2 separate regions of the Homo sapiens genome follow, and region 1 is linked to region 2. Evidence: read pairs that join two places in POLR2A ChIA-PET (ENCODE). Cell type or tissue: CD4-positive, alpha-beta T cell. All regions are shown on one strand. Links, peaks and the distances in the headings refer to the core of each region. The heading gives the core; the rest is flanking DNA.

What was found. Peaks named below come from ENCODE experiments on the same cell type or tissue, not always from the same donor. Only the 100,000 strongest peaks of a DNase experiment are listed, where the experiment ranks them.
Region 1: POLR2A ChIA-PET joins it to region 2 with 9 read pairs; 1 of 35 experiments calls an interaction of 5 or more read pairs at or near these places.

The regions. Positions count from the first base shown.
Region 1 is chr3:27,858,194-27,863,577 of GRCh38, forward strand. LINC01980 (long intergenic non-protein coding RNA 1980) reads left to right here. Exons shown (of 5, transcript NR_146630.1): 5 at 1,894-2,132. Among named protein-coding and RNA genes, the nearest start is that of LINC01981, 27 kb to the left of the region's middle. In CD4-positive, alpha-beta T cell, for the core only: no CTCF peak of the experiment used is centred there; a DNase peak (open chromatin) is centred at 3,018; H3K27ac peaks cover 1,786 bases.
Region 2 is chr3:28,240,782-28,246,165 of GRCh38, forward strand. CMC1 (C-X9-C motif containing 1) reads left to right here and starts at 838. Exons shown (of 4, transcript NM_182523.2): 1 at 838-1,031. The coding sequence starts at 1,013. RefSeq lists a silencer at 1,051-1,130. In CD4-positive, alpha-beta T cell, for the core only: no CTCF peak of the experiment used is centred there; DNase peaks (open chromatin) are centred at 740 and 3,090; H3K4me3 peaks cover 1,799 bases; H3K27ac peaks cover 686 bases.

The sequences.
Region 1 (5,384 bases), core at 162-5,161, 380 kb before region 2:
ACGCAAATCAAAACCACAATGAGATACCATCTCACACCATTCAGAATGTCTACTATTACAATGTCAAAAAACAATAGATGCTTGCAAGGTTGCAGAGAAAGGAATGCTTTTACACTGTTGGTGGGAGTGTAAATCAGTTCAACCACTGTGGAAGACAGTGTGGTGATTCCTCAGAGACCTAGAGGCAGAAATACTATTTGACCCAGCAATCCCATTACTGGGTATATACCCAAAGAAATATAAATCATTCTGTTATAAAGATCCATGCATGTGTATGCTCATTGCAGCACTATTCACAATGGTAAAGACATAGAATCAACTTAAATGCCCATCAATGATAGACTGGATAAAGAAATTGTGAGATATATACATACATATATATATATGTATGTATATATCTCCAATGGAATACTATGCAGCCATATAAAGGAATGAGATCATGTCTTTTGCAGGGACATGGATAGAGTTGGAAGCCATTATCCTCAGCAAACTAATGCAGGAACAGAAAACCAAACATCACATGTTCTCATTTATAAGTGGGAGCTGAATGATTAGAACACATGGCCACATAGTTGGGGAACAACACACACTTGGGCCTGTCAGAGCAGGGTTGTGGGGAGGAAGAGCATCAGGAATAATAGCTAAGGGATGCTGGGCTTAATACCTAGGTGATGGTATGATCTGTCCAGGAAACCACCATGGCACATGTTTACCTATATAACAAACCTGCACATCCTGCACATGTACCCCTGAGCTTAAACTAGAAGTTAATAAAATAATATGAACATTTCAACCATAGAGCAGGGTAGGAAATAAGGAAATAAATAAATGGCAAGACAGTGTGGACTCCAGAGCCCATCAGTGGCCTATCAATCATGAGTCTACCACTTTTTAGCTCTGTGATCTTGGGTAAGTTACTTAGCCTGTTACCACATCTCAAAAATAAAGATAAGGACTATACTTATCTCACTGGTTTATTGCGAAGATTAAAAAATTGCCTACCAAATACTTAATACATTATCTGGCAAACAATATGTGCTCAATAAAATATATGCATTATTATTATGGGTAACTTTACTGTTCTCTCAGACTATAAGACCCAAACTCTCAAATTCCAAATTTATTTGTGATGGCTCCTTTTTTTTGGCACTATCTTTGCCCACCAGCCAGTAAATAGTTAAATTATTTAAATTCCATGATCTCAACCCTTTATCTCCTTTTCTAATACCTCCTCTGAAATGCAGCTCCTCATGACTTTCCTCCTAGCAACAGAAAATCTTTTCTAATTGCCTTTGTAGCTCTGAGCACATCATTTCTTTTTAAGGATTGTCTATTGCAACTATTTTATTTAATTTCATTTTATTTTTGGAGACAGGGTCTTACTCTGTCAACTGTGTTGGAGTGCAGGGGGGGCAATCATGACTCACTGCATCGACCTCCAAAGCTCAAGTGATCCTCCCACCTTAGCCTCCTGAGTAGCTGAGACTCCAGGTGTGCACTACCAAACCTGGTACAATTTTTTAAATTTTTTTTGTAGAGACGAGGGTCTTGCTATGTTGCCCAGGATGGTCTGGAACTCTGGGGCTCAAGCAATCCTCCCGCCTCAACCTCTTAAAGTGCTGGGGTTACAGGTGTGAGACACTGTGCCCTACCGCACATTATTTCTATATTTAAGATCTGCCCTTACATGACATTGCAATAGATTATAATTTTGGTCATAATTCTTCACTCCCCTGTGATAGGATTGTACATTCATACCTTTGTCTGGTAACTTTGCTGTGCCCTCCTGCTGGGTTTGTTTCCTCACCCCATGTGACTTGCTTTGGCAATGAAATATGAGTAGATGTTGCAAGAGCAAAGGTCTTACCTGTGTTTTTTTATGATTTGGCTCAGCTCTTATGCTCCAGATCCATCATGAGAAGAACATGCCCTGGATTCCTGCTATCCCTTTAGCCATGGCTCCAAAATTAACACACACAAGGAAGACCTGAGGTCAATCCACAGCCTGGATTCAAGTCACCTAATACATAGGAGAATCAGAGCTACCCAGCCACACTCAATCTACGTTAACTGAACCTCAGCTGACCTGCAGATTTATGAGTATGAGAATAAAGGCTTGTTAATGTATATCATTAAGTTTTGTGGTGCTTACTATACATCATAATTGTGTTGATACCTGACTAGCACAGATTACTTTTCCAGCTTCACCTCTGACCATACTCTTGTAAATATGCTATAGTCCAGCTAATTATAACAACTTGATGACCTCTCCCTGTGCCCTTGGCTTTTCTACCTTTGGTATCCTGGTCCTCCTCTCCGTCTTCACATGAATATATGTAGCTGGTAGTTATTGGTTCTGGGCTAAGTAATCATGGGCGACCACTCTGTAACCTTCTCCACTCTCAGGGCAGGCTGCCATGCCATTCATGATTTTGAATTTTTTAGTTTACCTTTTCATATTTGTATAGTTTGATTCCATTACTAAAGAGAGACCTTGATTTTTAATAAAGAATTATTATTTATTGAGGGCCTTTATGTTCTAGAATTCTAATTGGTATTTTATATACAATGTCCATCCATGAGGTAGAGATTATTTTCCCCAATTTTATAGAAGGGGGAGGGGAGATTCAGAGAAGTTATGGAACTTGTTCAAAATGTGAACAGTAGAGGTAAGGCTGAAATCCACTTTTCTCCTGTTTCTCACTACTATGCTTTTTGGCTGTGCCATTTTATCTTTTACAGTTATAACCTCAAAAAATTAACACGTTAATTGATTTTTTAAACAGATAAGTGATAGAAACAACAGTTGTGAAAATCTGGAACATAAAGTGCCACATCTTAGTGGTTTTATTAAAGAAATATTAATTTAAAAATTAGATTTTAAACCTTAAATGGCTCATGCCTCCATCTCTTGAGGCCTGCCTTGTGTATTGCCAATGTTTGTGTCTTCAAGTTCTATAGAACTCAAAAGGAAACCACAGAACAACCACCCCAGGATAGCAGAGAGAGTCTGACCTAAGCCCACAGAAGCCAAAAGTAGCAGGGTTGGAGTTGAAAGCTTACACTTTGTCTTCAGCTCACACCCTGACACCTTTAGGCTTTGTCTTTTTTTAACATCAGGGTGCCAGCCTCGAATTTTTAAACCTTAACTCTGAATTTCTTGACTTTCCATATGTTTAAGATACACTTTGTGTGTTACTGTTTTGAAACAGCTGTTTGTCAGAGCTAGGGAGGAGGGAGGGAATCAAAGTTTAATGGGAGGTGCTTGTCTTAGAAGTGAGGCTGCTGAGCTCGATTCTTACAAGTTGAAGGGCCTCACTCTAAATCAGGGTTTCTCAGCCTCCGCACTATTGACTTTTGCGGCCAGGTAGTTCTTTGTTGTGGACGTCCAGGTTCCTTAAATATTGGTTAGCAGCTTTCTGGCCTCTACTCACCAGAGACCAGTGACACTGCTTTCCTCAGCTGTGACAATCAAAAGTATCTACAGATGTTGCCAAATATCTGTAACCTTCCCTGTGGCAAAATTGCTCTGATTGAGAACCATTGCTCTAAATGAATTAAAAAGACTGAGATCATTTTGTTGTTATTGTTGCTGTCTTTTAGAGACGGGATCTCACTCTGTCACCTAGCATAGAGTGCAGTGGTGAGATCATAGCTCACTGCAGCCTTGACTTCTTGGGCTCAAGTCATCCTCTTGCCCCAGCCTCCAGAGTAGCTGGGACTACTGGTGTACACCACCATGCCTGGCTAGGACTGAGATCAAACTCAGAAAGGAAGGCAAAATAAAGAGATGACAGATGAACATATCTAGAAAAATTATCCTGGTACTAGTTAGATGGACTATGAATGCATTTTACTTTTTAAACAAATCTTATTTATATTATAAATATCTTAGGAAACAAAAAATCAAATAGAAGGGCCATTACTAAATGACCGTTCTCAAAAAATCAAGCAACTTGCATAGATATACCCAGTAAATTAAAGGTGAACCCTAAACTAAAACTTGTCTCTCAGAGCAGGTTATGTATATTGGTGTAGTGACTTGGTAGACTAAGAGCAAAAGTATTCTTGATCTTGGAGTTCAATGTCCGCAGAGCCAGAAAACCTGAGAGCTCTGCTATTTTTAAGCTGCTACATATTGACTGCCTCAATTGCTTCAGGGGCTTTGCTTTGTGTCTTACTATATGAGGTAGACATTATTGTTCCCATTTTACGGATGATGAATATGAGGTATACAGAGGTATCACTTGCCCAGGTTCACGGGGACATGGTCAAGAATTAAAATCAGGTCTGCCTGGCTATCAAGCTTGGGCTCTTCAATCATTATGGTTTCGGCATCCCACAGCTGGGATAAGGCCACGGATTCATTGAACTTGACAAAGTAATCATCACATTTGTTATCTCACCTCACACTGAACCCAGGCCTGCTCTGTCCTCTGATGCCTCTGCCCAGAGCTGACCACGCAAGGGCATTCAAGGAGATTGTTGTCACATAAGATTGTCTCATAGAAGTCTCTGGCTCAAATATTGCATGATTCTGTGATTCTAATGAATGTCGTCCAGAGAAAGGAAGAATGCCATGACATTATTTATACTGAGCTAGCAGGAGCTATTTGGAAAGAAGCACCCAAGTGATGCAGAAAAGTAGATCTAGTGTTTCTGTCAGGAATTCCATATTAGTGCAGGCAGTGGGATATTAGATGGTGGGATATTATATGTAACCTTGTTATAATGGGTGCAGAAGATATGGAAACCCTCTAGTAGGGAAGGCATGGGGGCCTATGGGACCAGACAAAACCAGATGTCATAATGAGGGGCTTCTTGTATTGCTGAAATTCTGTTAAGACACTTATATTCCTCGGACTCGAGCTAAACCTAGGTGTTGCTCATTATTAAACAAAATGTCAGTAAATGTACAGTATTCCAGGCATTATTGATGGTGAGTTTTATTATTTCCCTGAGCTTTACTAAGGTGTTATTGACAAAAAATTTAGATATTTACAATGTACATGTGATGTTTGATATATGTATACACTGTGAAATGATTTAATCAATCAAATTAACTTGCCCATTACCTCACACACTTAGAATTTTTTTGTGTTGAGAGATTAAGATCTAATCTCTTAGCAATTTCCAAGTATACAATACATTATTAATAATTACAGTCATCATGCTGTACAATAGATCTCCAGAAGTTATTCATCCTATCTGACTGACATCTTGTATCCTTTAAACAATATCTACCCATTCGTCTTACCTCTCCGCAGTTCCTGGCAATCAGCATGCTACTCCCTGTGAGTTTCACGTTTTTAGATTTTACATAAAGTGCGGTCACGCAGTATTTGTCTTTCTCTGGTTTATTTCACTTAACAAAATGTTCTCCA
Region 2 (5,384 bases), core at 171-5,170:
GAAGCACTTCTGAAGGCTGGTTTGTGAGTGGAAATGAACCTAAGTGCCACCTAGAAAGTTTCTTCTATTGAGAAGAGGTGAGTAGTGGGTCTTCAGCGGGACGGCTATTACCTTCCTTCATTTTACTCTCACAAAACATACAGCTTTTACTGATAGAGGCAGGATTTGTAACATCACCCAAATCATACTGTACGTCCTGAGGATATTATTTCACAACATAGAGGTACTTCTAGAGCCCATATTTTAACGTCTAGGAGAGCCACAGTCTTTGATTTGAAGGAGAAATAACGATATTGCACACACCATATCACCTTTATGGTAGAACAAGCTGTGAACAACTAGTGCGTGTGGCGTTTATCACATTTAACAGCGTGTTGCTTTTATTTGTCTCCTCTGCCACACTGCTCCTTGAGAACAGGGACGTTATTTTTATTGTTATTTTCCCCTCGTATTCAGAACCGTGGCTGGAACTTGGCAGGCATGAAATAGACATTTATGAATGAATGAACGTTAACGAAGAAAAAAAAAGGAACTGGATGATTCATTTGGTTCTCCGAAGGCGGGTATGGGGGACGGGGCTCGGACTTTGGCCCAGTCACCGAGTGAGGCACAGTCCCAAAGTCCTGCAGGTCCGCCTCCAGTCACGGCCGACCCGGGTCTGCAACTGGTGCACAAGCCTCCTGAAGCGAGGCTGCGCGCGTCCTGCACGGTCCCGCCCCAAAGGCACGCAGACACGCCCCCTTTCCTGGTCATTCCCCCTGCGAAGTCAGTTCCACTCTAGTTACAGGATTGGGGCGGGGCCAGAAAGGCGCAGGCGCAACGGGCGGCGGAAGTAGGAGCCTGGGAAGGAAGAGGGAACGGGTCCTGGCGGTGCTTTGCAAAGGGCCCGTGTTTCTGTTGCGGGAAGCTCCCGGGGGTCGCACGTGCGTCCGAGCCCAAGCCCCTCCCCTCCACTCCCCTTCCTGCGTGCCCCGGAGCCGCCAAGCGGCTACGTTCTTCTCGGCCCGCCGAGATGGCGCTCGACCCCGCAGGTACCGGGGCGGGAAGCGGGGTTTGCCGAGGGGCCTCGCCCCGGGTCTCACGCCGCGGGCCATGCGGGCTGGATGCCGACCTGGGAAAGGTGCAGAGCTCTGGGTAGCATTGCTTCCACCAGCGTCTCCTCATACCCGGCGGCTGCTTCGCCCGGTCTGAGGTCATCTTCTCACTTGTTGGGGATTATGGTTATCTGAGGTTGCGTTTGTTGTCTAAAGTATCATCCATTGTGGTTTCCAACTTAACGCGACTAGTCTCTTCATTGTCACCCTCTTTTCGCCCCTTAAGGTCACAGATGCATTTAATGTATGCTGCAGACACTCTGGCCCCAGAAAAATTTGTATATTTGTTCTGGCGCACAGTTTTACATTTCTGTTTGGGAGTTCATGGACCCCGAGTTCATCCTTGTAACCCAACTTAAAAACATATTTCAAAGGATCCATCACTATGGCAGGAGTCAGTTTCTTTGGAAAGGATCTTCAAAATCTTGAATGTTGTTTTAATCTCTTTGCTTCCAGCCACTTCCGTTTGCAGCAATAGTTAACTTACCCTCGAATTCCCGTCCTTGTGGAAGGTCACCTGCAGTATCTTTGCGTTAGGCTATTTTTGCAAGGGAATAGATAACATTTTTGGAGGGAATGGTAGTTGGTCTAGTCCATTTCTTTCATTTTATGGATACAAAAAGTCAAAACATTGAGAGGTAAATGGCGTCAAACTTGGGAGATTCAGAAATGGAAAATGCTCTTTCGGAGCCTTCAAGGAGCATGGAAAATATATGTAGCACAGAAATAATGTTTTAATTGAACATGTTATTACCATGCTAAGTGTTCTCTATTATCCAACAATAATATGTGGTATGGTAGGTCCTTTTAGCTCCATTTTACAGATTAGGAAACTGAGGCGAAGAGAAGTTAAGTGACTAGTCCAGCAGGTAGTGGTAGATCAGGGAGTACTCTAATTTGAAGCATAGAGGAGTTCTGGAACATAATGATCATATTCATTTTGGACTAGGTGGTTATGAAGCAGTTAGCAGTTGATCTGGGCTTTGAGGGATGGAATTTCCAGTGGTTGGAGCTGGAGAAGAGGCAGCCCTATGAGCAAAGGTTTAGATAGTAAGGTGCACTGTGCGATGCTTGGTTTCAGGATGACTACCATGATTTGGTTCTTGAGGGTAGAAGGGGTAGAGTATAAGTGAGGGGTGAGTAAGGAAGGTTCAAGTTTAGGCCCATATAATTTATGGTATCTTTTTTTTTTATTTTACTGAAACGGAGTCTCACTGTCGCCCAGGCTGGAGTGCAGTGGCGCTATCTCGGCTCACTGTAGCCTCCGCCTACTGGGTTCAAGCAATTCTCCCACCGCAGCCTCCTGAGTAGCTGGGATTACGGGCGCCCGCCACCACGGCCGGCTAATTTTTGTATTTTTAGTAGAGATGAGGTTTCGCCGTGTTCGCCATGCTGGTCTGGAACTCCTGACCTCAAGTGATCTGCCTGACTTGGCCTCCCAAAGTGCTGGGATTACAGGTGTGAGCCACCGCACCCAGCCTAATTATGGTACTTCTGAACTTGAAGTGACCTTTAAAGTAATCTCATACGGATGAGGAGACTGAGAATGAGAGAGGTTAAAGATTTCCATATATCTACACTTTTTGAATTTAGACAAGGAAATTTGGGAAAAAAGTCTTCATACTTGCTCTCTTCACTTGCTTACCTTCCAGTTACTCATAAGCCACTCCAATCTTGTGTTGTACCCAAGGCCACACAGCTAGTTGCTGGTAGAGTCAAGTCTGGTTAGAACCTAGGTAATTTCATTTCCAGTCCAGTGCTGTAGACCATGCCACCTTTTGAGTATTGATTAAACAAAGACTTGTTGAGTGTCTGGTATATGTCCCATATTGTTCTGGACCCTAGGGAACAGTAGTACATAGGACAAACAAAATTCCTGCTCCCAATAAAGCTTATCTAGTGGTAGAAAAAACAATTAACACCCCCTTTTCCCCCTACACAGACACGTGCGTGGGCACACACACATACACACACACATTTTTACAGATTGTGATAAACATGAAGAAAATAATGTCATGTGGTAGATGGTGAAGAGATTAGTCAGTGAAGAGCTTTATGAGGAAGTGTCATTTGAATTGGAATCTGAGGGATGAGAGGAAGCTAGGCAGAGTGTGCTTGGCCATCAGGTAGCAAATACTTAAAATATTTAACTTGAACGTGGGTCAGAGTGTGGAGGGGATCCATAAGGAAAGATATTGGGAAAGTAGGTAGTCACTAAATGCCTAGATATTGCAGAGGCTGCAAGTCCTCAAAGGCTGGCTGTGATAATAAAGCATTTGGATTTTTTCTAATGGCATCAAATGCCTTTAGAATCTTTTAAAGAGGGCAGTAACATAATTTATGTGTTTATTATCCTCGCTACAGTGGTAGCATGCATTGTAGAGGGGTCAGGTCATAAGTGGAAGAAGGGAGACAGGTTAAGGGATAGGAGCAGTAGTCCAGGCCAAATATGTTTGTATCTTAGCCCAAGATGGTAATAGACAGATGGAAAGAAATATACAGCGTCATGAGGAGAAATTGACAGGACCTGTGGTTGCATTGAATAAGGATGGTGAGAGAAAGGGAGGAAACAGTGGGCACCGTGGCTCATGCCCTTAATCCCAGTGCTTTGGGAGGCCGAGGCAGGCAGATCGCATGAGCTCAGGAGTTTGAGACCACCCTGGGCAACATGGTGAAAATCCATCTCTACTAAAATACAAAAAATTTAGCCAGGCATGGTGGCACACGCCTGTAGTCCCAGCTACTCAGGAGGCTGAGGAATGAGAATTTGAGCCTGGAAGGCAGCGGTTGCAGTGAGCCGAGGTTGCGCCACTGCACTCCAGCTTGGGCCACAGAGTGAGACTTCGTCTCAAAAAAAAAAAAAAGAGGAAATAGGGATAATTCCAGTTTTTGTACGTCAGCAGCTGGGTGGAAGGTCATGGTCAAATCTAACAATGTGATTATTGGAAACTTCATCAAAGGAAGGAATGGAAGCAATGGAGAGTAAAAAAGTGGAGTCAGCAAGTAGGAAGGTTTTTTTTTTTTTCCCTAAATTGTTTTGTCTGTTTAAATTCCAGAATAAAATGTATGGAAGCCAGTTTTTTTTTTTTTTTAATTTCGTGTTTATTTGGTTCATACGTTGAAGCTTAGTTTCACATTTTGATGTTTTACTGCTTTGTACAGCCCACGATGGTATTTGCCCATATTGAGTAAGTGAATAATAGATACACCAATTGAGGTTCATTTAGCAAAATCTGTTTTCCTATTGGTTTATTTTGTATTTTCTGTGATCTTTATAGAAGCTTGATTTTCATTTGGCAGCAACTTTTAATTAACTTTGTAGGGTCTCTGTTTTCCTCAAGAAACTGTGAACCCAGCGAAAAAATGCAGGTTACATGCTTATACATAGTTTTATTTACATTATTTTCCTTTTTTTTGTTAATGTAGCAGTAATAACAGCAATCTTTGCTTATTGCCATGTTCCGGACAAATTTTCAGACATGATTATATTCTCAGATGATGGCCCATAGGAACCTGCACCTGATAAATTTGATTTTTCACTTTCTCTATCAACTAAAGTAATTCCTTTCTCCCTTCTTTGACCTTTCCCCTTTTTAGTTAGGTTCTCTTCCCTCTGTCAACATAGATTCATTCTCTACTTATGCAGAATGGGGCATGGCAGCCTAAGGGAAGTTTCCTTAATCAGGTGTGTGTGTGTCCCTGTGTCCTTCTATTGCTGTTTTTTTCCGGGAACTTAATAAAAGGAGGAAGATGGGACAGAGATAGGGCTTAGGGGGTGGAAAGTGGGTTCAAGAATTTCATGACATTCCATGAGAAGGTGTTTAAGGTATATGTGTCTTGGGAAGATTTAATTATGGATGTTCTTGGAACATTTGGGTTGCAGTACTCCAAGTTGGGGTTCTTTCAGTGGTTCCTGTGGGAATGTAGGTAAATTACCTTTAGGGGTACAGGAACAGTACTAGCCCTTACATTTACTAGAAAATTTTAAGTTAGACATGTAAACAAACTTGAAGAATCTTTTTTGAGCATTGTATGTTTAATATGTAAAAGGTTGTGGAGTTGATTAGAAAAATTTTTTATTTTTTTTAGTGATGGGGTTTCACCATGTCGCTTAGGCTGCACTTGAACTCCTTGCTCAGGAGCACTTGAACTCCTGGGCTCAAGTAATCTGCCCACCTCGGCCTCCCAAAGTGCTGGGATTATAGGCATAAGCCACCCTGCCTGGCCTATAAGAAAAATTTTGATTTTATTATTGCCGCCATATCTCTAGAGTATCTTCTTAGACATAAA